2 separate regions of the Homo sapiens genome follow, and region 2 is linked to region 1. Evidence: chromatin loops called from intact Hi-C (ENCODE). Cell type or tissue: dorsolateral prefrontal cortex. All regions are shown on one strand. Links, peaks and the distances in the headings refer to the core of each region. The heading gives the core; the rest is flanking DNA.

Region 1 (8,332 bases), core at 223-8,222:
GCCTTAGCTACATGTTCTAAAAAAGATAATAATATATTTGACCCTCAAGGGTGTTATAAAGATAAAGTGCTGGACTACAAAAGGCTTTACACGCTAAGCTTTATTCGAATGGCTGGAACCATTGTCGTGATTTCCAGGGTAAAGGAAACTGGAGATCCAGATAGCGGAGAAGAGCTTGCTGGCCTTCTTCCCTGTTCTCTATTGGCAAAGGGGCTGCCTTTAGATTTCTGCTCTGACACCACGTAATCAGTGAGGCCTCCCTAACTATGGCATTTACAATAGCATCATCCCACCCTGGCACCTCTCCTATCTCCTTTCTGTCCTTCAGTATTTATCATCATTTGACCACACTGTTTTTTGGGGATGATTACATAAAACAATGTATAACACATCTAAAAATTTTAGGAGCTCAGCACATATTATTTACTGGGGTAGAGGGAACTCTTTCTCCATGCAATTTAAAAATGCTCAACTGGTGTAGTCTCCTGGAATGAGTATTTTGCCCTCAGCCTCACAGAACAGAAGCTAGGTCAATTACACCTTCTTGTCTGCCTGGCTCCAGGCCAGTCAATGATCTCCCATCTCAGGCATTTGGTATTGTTCTTTTGTTAGTTTCTAAAGTTCCAGTTTCCCAGAAGCTTAAGGAAGCAATGGATTGCTTTGGCCACCTTCCTGGTCTTTTAATTAGGAAGTATTTGCTTCATTTCAGAACTTGTGATATAGAAGAAGAAACATGGAATCTGGAACCCCCCAGAGCTGAGATCAGGACTTAGTTCTACCACTTATGATCTGTAAATATTGTTATTATTACTTAAAAATGTGATAACTAAGGGATATATATTTCCTGATATATGCAGGCATTGTACAGGACAATCTGTGTACATAATCTCATTTGTTCCTTTAAACAACCCAGAAAGGCAAACATTATATTCTTTTTGCAGATGAGGAGACTGAAGTTTAGAAAGTGAAAAAGTTGGAGCTGATCTCAGGTCCATCAAAATCCATGGATGCAGTTCTTTCTACTATATTTAACATACTCAGTGAACCTCATTTTTCTCATCTACAAAATGGATCTATCAATATTTGTCTCATAGAGGTACTGTAATGATAAAGTAAGGTGCTGTCTGGCTAGAACAAGGTACTTAGTAGGAGCTGGAGCTGTGCAGAATCTCTCTTCCTTCCCCCAATCCCTGAAGGAAAGTGAGCATATCAAAAGAGCTCACTAGAGCTTTTAGTTGAGAGCACAGAGGTCAAGAGGAGACCAATAATTTGCAGAAGCAGAAGTGAAGATCAACATTTTTCCTCTTTAACAGAAACTCTGAGCAGCTGTTTCTCCCCTAAGCACATCTGAACTGGATAAGGATTGACCAGGAGGCCTTTGTAGCTCTGTGCTTGGCTTCTTGGCTCTGAGCCTTAATCAATAACCTACTCCTGATCTGTAAGACATAAAATCTCAAGGAGTGACACACTTTCCTTCTTCAAAATAGTTCTTGGAATTCCCATGGTCTAGCAATGTGATGTCAGATGATGAGATAGGCCTGGGAGGCAAAGGCAACATTATTTATAGACACCATTGTGTATAACATCTTTGTATCTCTTAGAGTCTTGAAGCCAATGTGCTTGGCACAATTAGCTGGCTTTGATTTGGGACCCAGAGCTCTCAGACTAAAACTACTCCCAAGTTTACTAGAAATAAGTCCACACTAAATGAAGTACAATTCAGAAGAAGTAGGGAATGTGGTAAAACAGGCCACTAAGAAGCTCTACAGGATGCTAAGCCAGCCATAGAATGAGTTTTTCTTGGTCAAAAAGAAGATGGCTTGGCTGGCACCATGGCTCATGCCTATAAATCCTGGCACTTTGGAAGGCTGAGGTGGGAGGTTCGCTTGAGACCAGGAGTTTGAGATCAGCCTGGGCAACAGAATGAGACCCATCTCTATAACAAATAAAACAACAAAAAAAGAAGACCTCCTAAGTCTTGAAAAAGCAGTCTTGGACAGTGTCTTGACTGGCTCTTCTCTCAATCCCCCACTAGATCCACCACACCCCATACACTGGGACAAGTGGTAGCCCTTTTAGAATAGTTTTCTGGCTCCTTACTGATTCCACCTTCATCACAGTGTTGTCAAAGAACCAGACAGACCTGGTGCCTCGGGAAAGCCCTTCTGCTCTACAGACCTCAATTAAGCCTACCTGTAAAACTGGAATAATTTCGTTGCCTTGGAGATTACTGTGAGAGTTAGGTCTCTAAAGCACCTGGCACAATGCCTTGCACATGGTCATTGCTTCCTGTTTCTCCTCCAGTTTTCCCCACCAGTTTCTCAATTCCTAATGCCAGAAATCCCAGAAGTCTGTCTGGGCTATTGCTCTGATTCAGATTCATCCACCTTCCTAGATGTTGAAGAATGGTCTGCCCACTGCATTCCTTCTAGCTGCCATTGCAATTAATCTGTGCCAATTTCCTACCCACCCCTGCTCCAAACACTGACACTGCAATCTCTGATTTGCTCTTGGGCTTCACAGTCTTGCTTGTCTATCTTGGGCTAACAACTCCATCTGAACATTCTTGAATTGCTTGACTGTTCCAGGAGGCCCTGTCCCTTAATTACCCTGTCTAATCCATCCTGTTCAGATCTGAGTTTGACTCTGCAAGGCTGCACCTCTATTTTGGGAATGATTACTGCTATGATGGTTGATTCTATTTTTCTATTTTTCATGTCCAATAAATAGAGTAATGATGAACCATGATGCAATAAATTGAATATTGAGTGTTCTTTCTATTCAGTCCCCATGTAGAAAAAAATCTTAATGAGTTCTCTATATCTATCATGAAGAGAGAGAAGTTTTCTTCCTTTTAAGCTTCTCAAGTTGGGTTGGAGATTTAACTCAGTGATCTCATTCCTGTTTCAGAAGTGTTAACACTTCTGAGTTTTGGGGGGATAGTATTATTATATATGTTTTCTCTTGTTTGCTTTTAGAGGCAGCATGGCATAGTGGAAGTAGAAAGGGCCCTTAGGATATCTGTAACATTTACCCCAGAAGAGCCAGTCATGAGAGTCTTCCCTAGAAACTAAACCTGAGAGGGAAGGAGAAAGAAGAAAAAAGGCTTTATGCTCAGAGAAGCTCATAATCATATTATGGGATTATAGCAAAAAAACAAACAAACCAGAAATGACTTAAATCTTCAACAATAAGATAAAGGTTAAGTAAAGAACATATAATCTCCAAAAAGAGAGAGAGAGAGGAAGGAGGGAGAGAGAAAGAGAATCAGATTGACACCAGACTTTTTATAAATGACATGAAGACCATGTTAATGGAAATAAGGTAATAGGCTCAATTCTTACATTAAAGCATCAGCTTCTTGGCTTGCTTGTATCTCTAAGTATGTCCTTGTCCCCCAACATTGCAAATGGCCTAAGACCAACACGTTCCTATTTCTGGAACAGAACTCAAAGCATGTCTGCCAGGGTCCCCCTCAGCAAGTCTGAAGTATGCCCACTGCACTTAGTGGGTATCTCCAAACCTGCCTGAAAACCTCTGCTCTGAGGCTTTCCATATGCTGCTCTCTCCATCAGGAATATGCTCTCTATTCCTTCTTCAAGTCTCATTTTAGAGGTCTTTTCCTCCAGGAAGGCCTCCTGGAACCTCCAAGCCTGTGTCTTGTGTTCCCCCTCTGTGTTTTCATAACACCCCATGTTCCCCTATGGTGGGTCTTTATCCCCTCCTGAGTTATAATCATCTGTTTACTTACTTGTTTCTCTAACAAGCTTATTTTCCATGGGGCCAAAACCCTAGACAAATTCTCTTTTCAATAACCCCGAGTGTTGCTGAAATCAAAAGGCTATGAAGAAGCAGAAGTCTTGTGAAGGTGTTGTTGGGAAAGAGAATTGTTCAGATATGGGTAAGCCACTGAAAAGTGTCTTGATGGTTCATCTGAACATGGGCTGAGAACCTGAAGCAGATACAGAAAGCAAGATGACCATGCTGGAACAATGAGGACAGGGAGGATGGGCAGAGTGGCTAGGGAGAAGGAGGTCTTGGATGAACATCTGAGATAGAAAATGCCCCTCTGGCGGCTCATGTGTGCTCTCCTGATCACATGCTCTGACATGGCAGGCCCCAGCCCATTCTCCTTACGAACGACACTTGCTGGGAATCCCTACTGGGCACACACAACCCAGTCTACAAGATAGAGTGGTCCAAACCCCCCATCCTGGGCTGTGGTGCTTGGAAGATGCAACACACCGACTGGCTACGCTGCAGTTACTGCATCTTTCTGGCTGGCTGGCAAGCAAACTTCCCACTGCCTTTCTCCCCAGGCCTGACCCCATTATGACAATGGAGCCATTGTTCTGAACAGGGGCCATGAGGCAGCTGGGACTGGCCGACCCTATGCTGGCTCCTCACATCTCAGAAGTCAAGCCCTCAGACAGATCAAGGAAAGTGATAAAATTCAGTGGGAAGCAGGACAGAGTATTGGGGGTCCTGAGCCAGCTTCTTCCTCTCAGTTCTGTATCGTGATGGGAATGAATAATCACCCCAATTACAGAGCAACCTGAAGGAGACAAAATCACTTAACTAAATGAGGTGCTTGGGGAATGGAAGGTGGGAGCAGTCTGCAACGATTTTGGCAGAAACTTCTGGGCCAGCTCCCCCGAAAGCTTATATGAAAACAAGCAATATGATTATCAGAGCTCCAAGTCAGCTGCCTCAGACACCTTTGGCAGTTTCTAAAAAAAAAAAAAAAAAAAAAAGTCTGCTGCATAATTGTCATCTCCAGGATGTTTAGAAAAGGGAACACTGGATTAAACTTAGTTGGAATCCAACAGCGATCTAATAAAGGCATGATCAGAATATAGGGAGGTGTGCTCAAGTTAATTAGAGCCTGGGGGAAGTGTGGGCTTGGCTGTCTTCTTCCAACAACTCCTCAGGGATATAATTAGCTCCTACTACTTGGGACACATGCCCTCTGCCTACTACAATAAGCCAGTCCAGAGAAGCAAACCATGACAAAGACTTTGGGCTGAAGGCTTGCCTAGCCCTCACCTGAGGCCTCACCTGAGCCTGCTATTCCATCTCATACATGCTGCTCAGAGCCTGGGCTTCCATCTGGGCTCAGTCCAATTTGCTACTCCTTAGAAGTGGCCTGAGCCCAGAGCACAGTGAAAAGCAAGACAAGACAACTAAATCTGATACTAAACCAGAGAGGGACAGAGGCCCCTGCACTCATCAGAAGGCCGGATGATCTTGAGTGAGCCAGGAAGCGAAGCATAGGAATCCAAATTCCTTTTGGCCAATGGGGAAAGTTTGTGCAGTCCTCCTTCAGGAGGTGTTAGTGTGTGGTTTAAAAAAAGCCTTTCAGACATTGATTCTGTCCATTTTCTGTTACTGCACCTAAGGCAGCAGTTTGCTCTGGAATGGGAGAGCAGGCATGTGTCTTGGTCTCTTGGGGCTCCTCATACTGGGTAGTTTGTAAACAACAGAAATTTAGTGCTCACAGTTCTACAGGCTGGAAAGTCCAAGACCAGGGCACTGGCAGATTCTGTGTCTGGTGAGGGCCTGTTGCTCGTAGATGGTGACTTCTTGTTGTGTCTGCACACGGTGGAAGGGGCAAAAGGGCTCCCTCAAGTGCCTTTATAAGTGCATGCATCCCATTCACCTCCCAATCCTCTCCTAAAGGCCCCACCTTGGCTGGAGCTGCGGCTCACACCTGTAATCCCAGTGCTTTGGGAGGCTGAGGTGGACGGATCTTTTGAGGCCAGTAGTTTGAGACCAGCCTGGCCAACACAGTGAAAACCCACCTCTACCAAAAATATATTTTTTTAAAATTAGCCAGCCATGGTAGTTGGCACCTGTAATCCTAGCTACTCGGGAGGCTGAGGCAAGAGAATTGCTTGAACCTGGGAGGCGGAGGTTGCAGTGAGCTGAGATCGCGCCACTGCACTCCAACCTGGGCAACAGAGTGAGACTCTTGTCTCAAAAATAAAAATAAAATAATTTTTTAAAAAAGCCCTACCTCTTAATCCCATCACAATAGGGAATAGATTTCAACGTGAATTTCGGAGGAACGCACACACTCAGACCACAGCAGCACGCAGGGCGGAGGGTCCTAGTGTGGACACCAGGAAGACTGTGGCTGGCCACTCAGCCGGGGAATATTCCTGTCTTGTCTCTCACCTCTGCAGTTCCTTGAAGCATATCATTACATTACGGTTGCTTTGCCTGACTCGAGATCCTCAAACCCAACCCCTCCACTCCAGTTCCTTCTTAGTACAGTCCTGAGCCACTTAACAATGACAGGTATATGTTCTGAGAAATCTGTCATTAGGCGACTTTATCATTGTGCAGACATCAGAGAGTGTGCTTACAAAGCCTCCGTGGTACAGCCGACCACACGCCCAGGCTATGTGGGAGAACCTATTGCTCCTAGGCCACAAACCTGTACATTATGCGACTGTCCTCAATACTGTAGGCAATTGTAACACAATGGTAAGGGTTTGTGTATCTGAACAAAGAAAAGATACAGTAAAGATATAGCATAAATGATTAAAAATGATACACCTGGCGGGGCGCGGTGGCTCACGCCTGTAATCCCAGCTCTTTGGGAGGCCGAGGCAGGCAGATCACTAGGTCAAGAGATGGAGACCATCCTGGCCAACATGGTGAAACCCCATCTCTACTAAAAAAATACAAAAAATTAGCCGGGCGAGGTGGCAGGCGCCTGTAGTCCCAGCTACTGGGGAGGCTGAGGCAGGAGAATGGCGTGAACCCAGGAGGCGAAGCTTGCAGTGAGCCGAGATCGCGCCACTGCACTCCAGCCTGGGTGACAGAGCGAGACTCTGTCTCAAATAAATAAATAAATAAATAAATAAATAAATAAATAAATAAATAAAATAAAAATAAAAATAAATAGCTGGGCGTGTTGGCGCACGCCTATAGTCCCAGCTACTCAGGAGGCTGAGGCAGGAGGATTGCTTGAACCCGGGAGGAGGAGGTTGCAGTGATCCAAGATCGTGCCACTGCACTCCAGCCTGGCGACAGAGTGAGACTCTGTCGCAAAAAACAAAACGAAACAAAAATGATACACCCCTATAGGGCACTTAGCATGATTGGATCTCGCAGGACTAGAAGCTGCTCTGGTTGAGTCAGTGAGTGAGTGATGAGTGAATGTGAAGGCCTAGGACATTCCTGTACACTCTTGTAGACTCTATAAACACTGTCCACTTATGCTACATCAAATTTACAAAAAACTATTTTTCTTTCTTCAACAATAAATTAACCTTAGCTTATTGTAATGTTTTGGCTTTCTAAACTTTTTAATTAAAAAAAAATGACTCTTGTAGTAGCACTTAGCTTAAAACACAAACACATTGTACAGCTGTAGGAAAATATTTTCTTTATATTCTTATTCTATAAGCTTTTTTCTGTTTTTAAAATTATTTATTATTTTTACTTTTTAAGGATTTTTGTTAAAAATGGTGTACAATTAACTTTCTTTTTTAATAAGTAGGAGTACACTCTAAAATAATGATGAAAAGCATAGTATAATAAATACATAAACCAGTAGCACAGTCATTTATTAAATATTATTTACTGTACATAATTGTATGTGCTGTGCTTTTACCTGACTGGCAGCATGGTAGGTTTGTTTACACCAGCATCGTCACAAACATGTGTGTCCCGTGCTGCGCTATGATACCACATCAGTAGGTGACAAGGATTTTTCACCTCTGTTAGACTCTTACGGAACCACTGTCGTTAATGCGGTCCATCATGGACTGAAACGTCGTTATGCGGCCCATGACTGTATTCCTGAACTTTGCCCTCCCACTGCACCCACACGTTGAGAGCTGCACGGCACTTCTCAGCCCACAAGCCCACTTTCCATGCACCAAGCCCACCCCACCTTACACTTGGCCCCTGGCTCCTTAACCTTGAGCTCAGCCTCCATCTTAAGGTTTCACCAAGCTGCCCTTCACTATCCGGTCTGTTGGAGATTTTCCAGCTAGACTCTGCTAGCCACGCTCTGACTCTGTTTGACCCAGCTCCCGGGGAGAAGCCAAGCCGACTCCCTTCCACTCCCTCTGCCCCCGCTGCTGTCTTACACAGCCGTACCTTCCTTTCCTTTGCCCCCTCTCTTGGCTGGTGCTGAGCCACATTTAGCACCAGCCTCCAAGAGCAAGCACCCTGTGCTAACTTGGGCTCGTGTCTCGCAAGCTACCACCCTGATCTTAGAAACCCGAAGCTCAGAAAATAGTTCCTATCTTATGTGCGTTATACTCTTCAAGAAGGTAGTTCGTTTTGCATCGTGGAAGGAGCACTAAACTAGGAG
Region 2 (8,332 bases), core at 298-8,297, 140 kb before region 1:
AGCCTCTCTTTTCTTCTAGATGTTGTTTCTTTGCTTTGGGAAATGGTTCTCAAACCCTCATAACCTCTATCTTAGTTATACCTTTTGCTGCATATTATTATTATTATTTTGAGACAGAGTCTCGTTCTGTTGCCCAGGCTGGAGTGCAGTGGCGCGATCTCAGCTCACTGCAATCTCTGTCTCCCAGGTTCAAGTGATTCTCCTGCCTCAGCCTCCTGCGTAGCTGGGATTACAGGCATGCACCACCATGCCTGGCTAGTTTTTGTATGTTTAGTAGAGATGGAGTTTCACCATGTTGGCCAGGCTGGTCTCAAACTCCTGACCTCAAGTGATCGACCCACCTCGGCCTCCCAAAGTGCTGGGATTACAGGCGCGAGCCATGGCATCTGGCCTTTTGCTGCGTATTAAATTACCCTACACCTTAGCAATTTATAACAAATGGTTTCTGTGGGTCAGGAGTTGGGAGTAGCCTAGCGGAGTGATTCTAGCCGAGGTCTCTTGTGAGGTTGCAGTCAAGATGCCAGCTGGGGGCTGCAGTATTTGAAGACTTAACTGGGGTTGGAGAATCTACTCTGAGGGTCAATGCACACAAGTGAGAGAGCACTCAAGCCAGAGGCCACAGTCTTTTAAAATGCATAATACAGGAAGGGGAACATCACACACCGGGGCCTGTTGTGGGGTTGGGGGAGGGGGGAGGGATAGCATTAGGAGATATACCAAATGTTAAATGACGAGTTAATGGGTGCAGCACACCAACATGGCACATGTATACATATGTAACAAACCTGCACGTTGTGCACATGTACCCTAAAACTTAAAGCATAATAAAAAAATAAAATAAAATACATAATAATCACTTCCTTCATAGGTCGCCTAGACCAAGCCTGTTGCAATGTGGGTGGGAACTACACAAGGAGGAAGAACCATGTGTTGGAGTGTAACGACCGCAGGCTGCATGCTGGGAGCTGGCCTGGAAGTCCAGAGAGGGCACCCAGTCCTGATCCCAGCCTCTGATCATCATCCTCTTGAACACAAATATCTATTTGCCCCTCTGATGTGCAGGAACAGTGCAAGAGATGAGTGTCATCCTGGCCTCTTTTTGATTTTTTTGGAGAAGGGCTAATAGAAAATGTCCTCTTGGCTATCAGTCCTGAGCTCCTCAATAACGCCTGAACTCTGTAGAAATTTGGAAATTGAAACCTAAGAGTAAGCTCTAGAAACAGATACCTCCAGGATGTGAGCTTATTTTTGATAGCCATGGCGTTTGAAGCCAATGGAAGTGCGGGCGAAGGAGAGACTGAGAAATGCTGCCCACGTGGGCTCTGAAAAAGGCTAAGGTTGGTGGAGTCCCAGCCCCTGCATGATGTGGCAGGGGGCAAGGCCAAACTTGCCATCAGCTGGAGCTGACTTCCTGAGGGAGGCAGCAGGTGCAGTGGGCTGGGGCACCATGAGCACTAAGCTCCATCAGATCTGGGTGGGTTCCTTTCCTGCTTCCATTTGCCGTGTGGCCTCCACCAGCTGTTCTCTCCCTGGGGCCTCAGTTTACCCATCCATAAAATGAATTGGTTGGACTGATACACTACTTATGAGGCTTTTAAAAAACAATAGCACCTTCATTTTCCAAATTACACCTTACAACAAATAAAGTGAATACAATGTTACTGCCTCATTACAATATATGAGATAATATTATGAAAGCTAATATGCAAGAATAAATGCTTAGTGTGTTCCTAAAGCTGTTCTTAAATGCTTTGGACACATTAACTGATTTAATCCCACAGTGGCCCTGTGAGATAACTACTCTTTTTTTTTTTTGAGATGGAGTCTCGCTCTGTCACCCAGGCTGGAGTACAGTGGCGTGATCTCGGCTCACTGCAAGCTCCGCCTTCCGGGTTCACGCCATTCTCCTGCCTCAGCCTCCCGAGTAGCTGGGACTACAGGCGCCCGCCACTGCGTCCAGCTAATTTTTTGTATTTTCAGTAGAGACGGGGTTTCACCATGTTGGCCAGGATGGTCTCGATCTCCTGACCTCGTGATCCGCCCGCCTCGGCCTCCCAAAGTGCTGGGATTACAGGCGTGAGCCACCGCGCCGGGCCGATAACTACTCTTTTTAATCATCATCCCATTTTACAGAGGAGGCAGCCACAGCACAGAGAGGTGAAGTAGCTTACCCAAGGTCACACGGCTTGTAAGTGACTTGAACTCATGGAGGGAGGCCATAAGGCCTTGCTCTTGGCCCTTCCGTTATACAAATAGAAGCAGAGCGGCTCTGGTGGAAGTGAGGGAGGAATGCTGGAAGCCGCCCAGCTTGTTACCCTTCTCCTTTCCTCTCTTTCCACTGAGCACCCCCTTAAACACAGTTGGCCTCGGGCTTGTGGGGCAGCTTTTGAGCTCTGACATTTGACGAGCTATGACCCCCGTATTTCTCTACCTAGGCTTTGCAAACACATGCACCTGAACCATCTGGGATGCTTTATTCAAATCTGGATTTCTATGCCACTTTCCAGGTTCATGGGATCAGACTCTCTGGGTAGAGTCCAGGAGTCTCCATGTTAATCAGCGCACAAGTGGGTCTCGGCTCACTGTCATGGAAAAACTGCTGCATTTTGAGCAGGTAGGCAGCTTAATCACCACCACTGGGCTTGGAAAGGACTGGATTTAGCACTTTCCTTAGGGAGGAGGAGGAGGCCTCCTTAAGGAAGGTCTTTTTAAGGAGAGTGGGAATAATCTCTGTGCCCAGGCACTGCTAGACCGTCTGTCAAACTTGACCTCACTTCAGGCCACCCACGCAGGTTGCTGTAACCGAGAGTGAGCCAGGAACTTCAACTGACCAAGAGCAAAGCCTGGGTCGTGGTCACTGTGACATTCCAGGCCACAGTTAATCAGCACATCTGTGAATGCACCAGGTGATTTCAGAACATTTTTTATGCTTCAGAGAGAAAACAATTTTTATGACTGTTCAGTACAGCCCAGGAATCAGAGAAACAAATGCTGTTAAACATTCATGTGTTAATTATTGCCATTCCTTGCTATTCCTACCATCCAAGAGCTGATTATGAGCAGAGGGTATCTTTGCAACGAGAATTCTGGCTTATTGTGGCCCCTCCCCAGGGGCCTCTTTGGCTGTTAGATTTGGGGGAGGGTCATTAATAAATGCATTGTAGTCACAGGGTAATAATCCTGTTGTGATTAGAAGTATAGCTGTTCTACTTGAAGAAACACTGTCCAGGCAGAAAGGAATGAACAAGGATACGGGACAGAAAGACAGGGTCAGTGGGGAAGCATGAAAATCACTCGCGAATTCATTCTTGTGTCTGCACCTGCAGAACATACGCTCTTTGGCCAGTGTTTGTCACAGCTACACCATGCTCTAGCATTTACTCAGAGGAATACCTGGTCCAGTGGTTAACTGGGAGGTTGTATTAATTAGTATGCCTAACTATGTCCAACACACGAGGAGCTGGAAGGATAGTTTGGTGAATGGCCACCTGGGATTAATCACCCAGTCCAGTACAGTCGTATTAATTTGGTGCCCAGCAATGTTCAGCACACAAGGAGCCTCAGGAGGGACAGTTTGGAGAGAGACCACGAGAGGGCGGCAGTGAGCCCACAGTCTGGCTGATCCCCTTACCCACGGACAGGGCCCCTCTTGGGGCTATGAAGGGTGGAGGAGCAAGTGAGCGGCCCCAAAGCTTAAAACTTTATTTGCTTCACAGCAAATGTATCCCTGGGCCTCACCTGTGTTCCTGTCTTGGAGTTCTGAGATAGCAGGGAGTTCTGTTTCTGGGAATCTGCCTCTTCCCCAGGGGGAAATGACAAAGGGTATTTTGAAATTGACATTCAGGCCCTGGGGTTAAGCCTGTGGAACCAGCAGGCTAGGGGATGCTTGCCTCACCTGCCTGGGTGTGTGGGTGCTGGAATCATGTTGGACTACTTTGGAAAAGCAAAAACTTCGAAGAGAAGGTACTGATGTTGGCATTGCTGGCTTATGGCAGCCAGGAGTCTGAATAATAATAATTATTATTATTATTTCATAACAGGCAGGCAGGAATTCTACAGACAAGGTTCAATAACCTCAAGGCAGTCTCGTGGCGAACTGGCAGATTAGGTCTCGGGACTTGGGACTCAGGCTGGGCTGGGTCCACACAGCACTTTGCCTCTTGCGGGAGAAGTAGCAAATAAAGGCCTCTGGAGCTGGGTAAGCAGGGGCTCAACACTGTCGTCGGCCAAGGGGTATCTTTTGAAGGATGCAAATTAGCTGAAATTGAATGAATTATTTGGCTCTGCAGGGGGAGGTGGGAGGTAAAGAGGGCCCCTGGATAATGCGCCTGCCACTCGGGGCCAGCCTTGCTGACAGTTATTCACTCTGAGTGTGGCACACAGGGACACAAGAGGTACAGCAGCCATGGTGACTGTAGGGCAGGGATGGCCCAGTTCTGATGCGGCCAACGCCCCCGAAGTCCTGGAGACAGAAGTAGCCACATGACCAAGGAGTCAGTCTCTCCCAGTGGGTACACAGAGCAGGGTGCACAGCCCAGCTGGGGTCCCGTGAGAGCCTGCTGAGAGTCTGGCAGAGATGGGCAAGGAAGATGTTGGATCCGACTGGCAGAGCTGGAGGGACTGTTGAGAATCTTCTAGTCTACAGTGCGGGTGGATTTGAGTTCTGGGAGGGGAAGGAATTGCTCAAGTCACGTAACCTGATGGCACTGCTAGGACTGGAGCCCAGCATTCATGCCCCACGGTCATCATCTACCCTCAAAGGCCATACCTTGCAAAACCTCATCCCCGCTCCTCAGAACCCTGATGTGGGGCCTCTGAAGACACCTGACAAGAGGGGACCCAGGCTGTTCCTCTGGGTGTGCATGGCAGGCAGGCCCCTTCCCCCATCACCTGGCACCTAGGCGGGCAGGGAGGCCCTCTGGCAACTGCGGGCAGTGTGGTTCAGCCAGGGCTAGGGGGCCCTCTGCTGGGCAGCCGCTGCCTGGCCTATGGGATAGCTGAGCAAAGCCAGCTGGCTGGGTGGGTTCCGGGGCTGCATAGAGGAGCATCCTGTCAGGAAGGGTCAGGGATGGCAAAATTCTGACCCATGGCACTTCTTTGTCAGTCCCCCCACTCCTTCCTGTCACTGCTGTCCCTACCAGGCAGCCTTGTGCCCTCTGCTCAGTACCCCCTCGTGGGCTCCCCACCAGCCCCCCAAACCTCCAGTCCTATCTGCTCCCCATTCTAGCTCCTGCTAATATGATATTGAATCTTAAAGGGTCAATGAATTATTTCCCCCGTTCCTGAAGGCCTACATTTGCAGAGCATTCGGACTCCTCTGAGAAACCGAGTCTTCCCTGCAGGAGTGAGCTGAAGGCCCACCGGCTCCTGCTGTGGGCTGAGGCCCACCTGTGGGGGGCCCTGAGGTGTCTTTGTAGGGGCAGCGGCTTGGCAGTAGTTCTGACCATGGTTGGAATCCTGCCCCTTTCTAGTTCTTTGACTTTGAGCAACTCACTAAACTTCTCTGACCCTCTGTTTCCTCATCTGTGAAATAGGAACAGTAATTCCCGTCTCCCAGAATTGCCTTGGGTGCTAAGTGAGAGGACGCAGTAAAGAGTCCCTCACAGGACTCAGTGACTATCAGTTTCTTTCATTGAGATTTTCAGTTTTCTCATCTGTGGAATAAGAATTCTTGTCTGCCCTAGATTATAACTTTGAAAATCCAAGTGTTTTGAAAATCCAAGTGTTAGTTTTATTTGCGGTGCCATGAATTCCCACAAGAACAGACACACGAGAGCGCCACCTCCAGTGCAGACACAGACACTGAAGCCGTGTGGCATCGCAATATCCCTGAAAACTGCCTCCCGCTCTGCACCGTGCAGTCCTGGGGCTGCCCAGAACAAAGGCCAGGGCAACCCCTGGCTCCCCCTACCCCACCCACCGCAAGCCCAAGAGAGATCAGCACATGATCAAGCCAGGTTGCAGGAAGGAAAGTGATCTACACAGCAAGTGGGTGACAAGAAGTGTCAGGACACCCATCTTCTGAGCTGGGCCTCAATCTTCTTTTTGCAGATTCTTCTGTCTTAAGGAAAAGACCCTTCTCTTTTCTCTTCGTTCTGTGATGAAGGACCCTAGTTCTGAGGTCAAATTCCAGCAATGGACTCACTGTCTTTGTCATCTTGGTAAAGTACTCAGCCCCTCTGAAACTTTGTTTCTTGATTTCTAAAATGAGGATCACAAAGCCATCTTTATTTTTTATGTATTTACTTTTTGAGATGGAGTCTCACTCTGTTGCCCAGGCTGGAGTGCAGTGACACCATCTGGGCTCACTGCAACCTCCTACTCCCAGATTTAAGCAATTCTCGTGCCTCAGCCTCCCGAGTAGCTGGAATTACAGGCACCTACCACCACATCCAGCTAATTGTTTTGTATTTATAGTAGAGATGGAGTTTCACCATATTGCCCAGGCTAGTCTCGAACTCCTGGCCTCAAGTGATCCACCCACCGGGACTCCCAAAGTACTGGGATTGCAGGCGTGAACCACTGTGCCCGGCTAGGATCATAAAACCTCCTGCAGAGGGTTGCTTAGAGGTTTAAGTAGCATAATGCATTCCTGGCTCCTAGCACAGGGCTTGGCTTCTGGCAGGTTCCCCTTCCCATGTGAACACTGACTCAGAAAATGACACTTTCCCGTTGTTATAAATAATCTCGAAGACACCCAGTTCTGTGCTCTGTCTCTGTGCTTGGAAAGGCCCTCTGTGCTCACTCTACCAACTAGTCATCTACTCACGGCTGATGTAGCTCCAGGGAGGGGAAGCTCACCCTTCACTGGGCTGCAATCTCAGAACAGCTGGGACGGAGGGGAAGTTCCTGCTCTCATGATGTAAGTGCTGTCTCCATGCAGTTCTCATCCATAGCATAGCCTCAGGAAATTGATCTAATCTTGCTCTAAATCAACTCTTCGGATGACCCCTGGGCCTTCTTGTCTCTTTCAGTCATACACTCAGGGGTCAGCCTCAACCTTCTCCAGCTCCTCTCAGCTTTGAGCAGGTATCTTTCACTTTCAGGAGCAACTCAGCATGCCCCTGGGCCAATGCTGGTGTCCTAGTCTGGCTGGGCTCAGGAGTTTCTCTCACCATCCCCAGGCTCAGCCTCTGAGATTCTGCCCAGTTCTTGCTAATCCCTGCCTCCAAATTCTTTGCCCTCCAGTCAGAATGTGCTGATATACCGTTGTTGGGTTCCTTATATAGAGACACTGTGCATAGAATCCCCTTTTTAGCCTTCCCAGTACATCGTCAGGGTAAGTATTATTATTCCCATTTCACAGAGGAGGAAATGAAGCCTCTGAGAGATTGGCTGACTTGCCCAAGATTGCATAGCCAGCAAATTGTGAACCAGAAGTGGGAGCTTGGTCTCTTTGATTGGAGTTGAGAGAATGAGTTCTCCCCATACAGGTATGATGGAAATGAGAATTTATGTAAAACAAGAAAGGTGGTCTTTTACCAGTATTGTTTCTGTATGTTCTGGGTGAAGTGTAGACTCATTCGGAGGTGTGCACTGGGAGGGGGTGTCACAGCTTGTTAGGTGTATATGCATATGGCTAACGAGGATGGTGGGGAGGTGCTGGCTTGGTGTGGCAGCTTAGCTGAGTTGGGTCATGCTGCTGCTCACGAGAATGAGGTCCCCAGTTTGAGTCCCTCCACCTCCATCCACTCACCTGCCTCCCAAGTGTTATTTATTTGTTTGTTTATTTAGAGACAGGGTCTCATTATGTTGCCCAGACTGGCCTTGAACTCTTGTCCTCAAGTGATCCTCCTGCCTCAGCCTCCCAAGTAGTAGAGACTACAGGTGCACATTACAGCGCTGGGCTTCCTCCCAGATGTATTTAACTTAGTCATAAGTGAGTCCAGCTGAGAGTGTAGACAGTGCCTAGGGAGCCCAGCAGCTCCCTTGGGAATGTGATTCCAGGGCACAGGAAAGGCCAAAGGTCCTTGTGACCCTCAAAGTCTATCTTCATTATACCTACAATATGAATCCCAGTCTCTTCTGTTCCCCCATCACCGATACCTGTGTCATTCCTGTCTCTGTGCTCTTATTCTTGACGTTCCCTCTACTTGGGCTGCCTTCCCCTCACTGAGTCCTGTAGTCAGCCTCAGTCATGTGCATGGAACAGGAGGGCATGCTGGCTGAGTTGTGTGCCTACATGGCTAGACTGCGCAACACTTCCTAGCATTCCCTGCCACCAGGTCTTTCTGAGTAGGGCGGACACGAGAGAGTCATGTGGGAGGTGTGGAGGGCAGAGTGAAGCAGCCCCTTTGTAGCTCACATATCTTGTCGCTTAGCTGCTGGCTGT

The links. Peaks named below come from ENCODE experiments on the same cell type or tissue, not always from the same donor. Only the 100,000 strongest peaks of a DNase experiment are listed, where the experiment ranks them.
Region 2: a loop joins it to region 1, with 4 times the contacts of the local background. A loop is called at or near these places in 14 of 110 quality-filtered maps.

The regions. Positions count from the first base shown.
Region 1 is chr17:33,653,026-33,661,357 of GRCh38, forward strand. It overlaps a transcript of ASIC2 not described here. Among named protein-coding and RNA genes, the nearest start is that of ASIC2-AS1, 98 kb to the left of the region's middle. In dorsolateral prefrontal cortex, for the core only: no CTCF peak of the experiment used is centred there; a DNase peak (open chromatin) is centred at 4,303.
Region 2 is chr17:33,517,024-33,525,355 of GRCh38, forward strand. It overlaps a transcript of ASIC2 not described here. Among named protein-coding and RNA genes, the nearest start is that of ASIC2-AS1, 38 kb to the right of the region's middle. In dorsolateral prefrontal cortex, for the core only: CTCF peaks have their summits at 3,580 (motif pointing right), 3,780, 4,936 (motif pointing left) and 5,135 (motif pointing left); DNase peaks (open chromatin) are centred at 3,598, 4,941, 5,792 and 6,648; H3K27ac peaks cover 1,406 bases.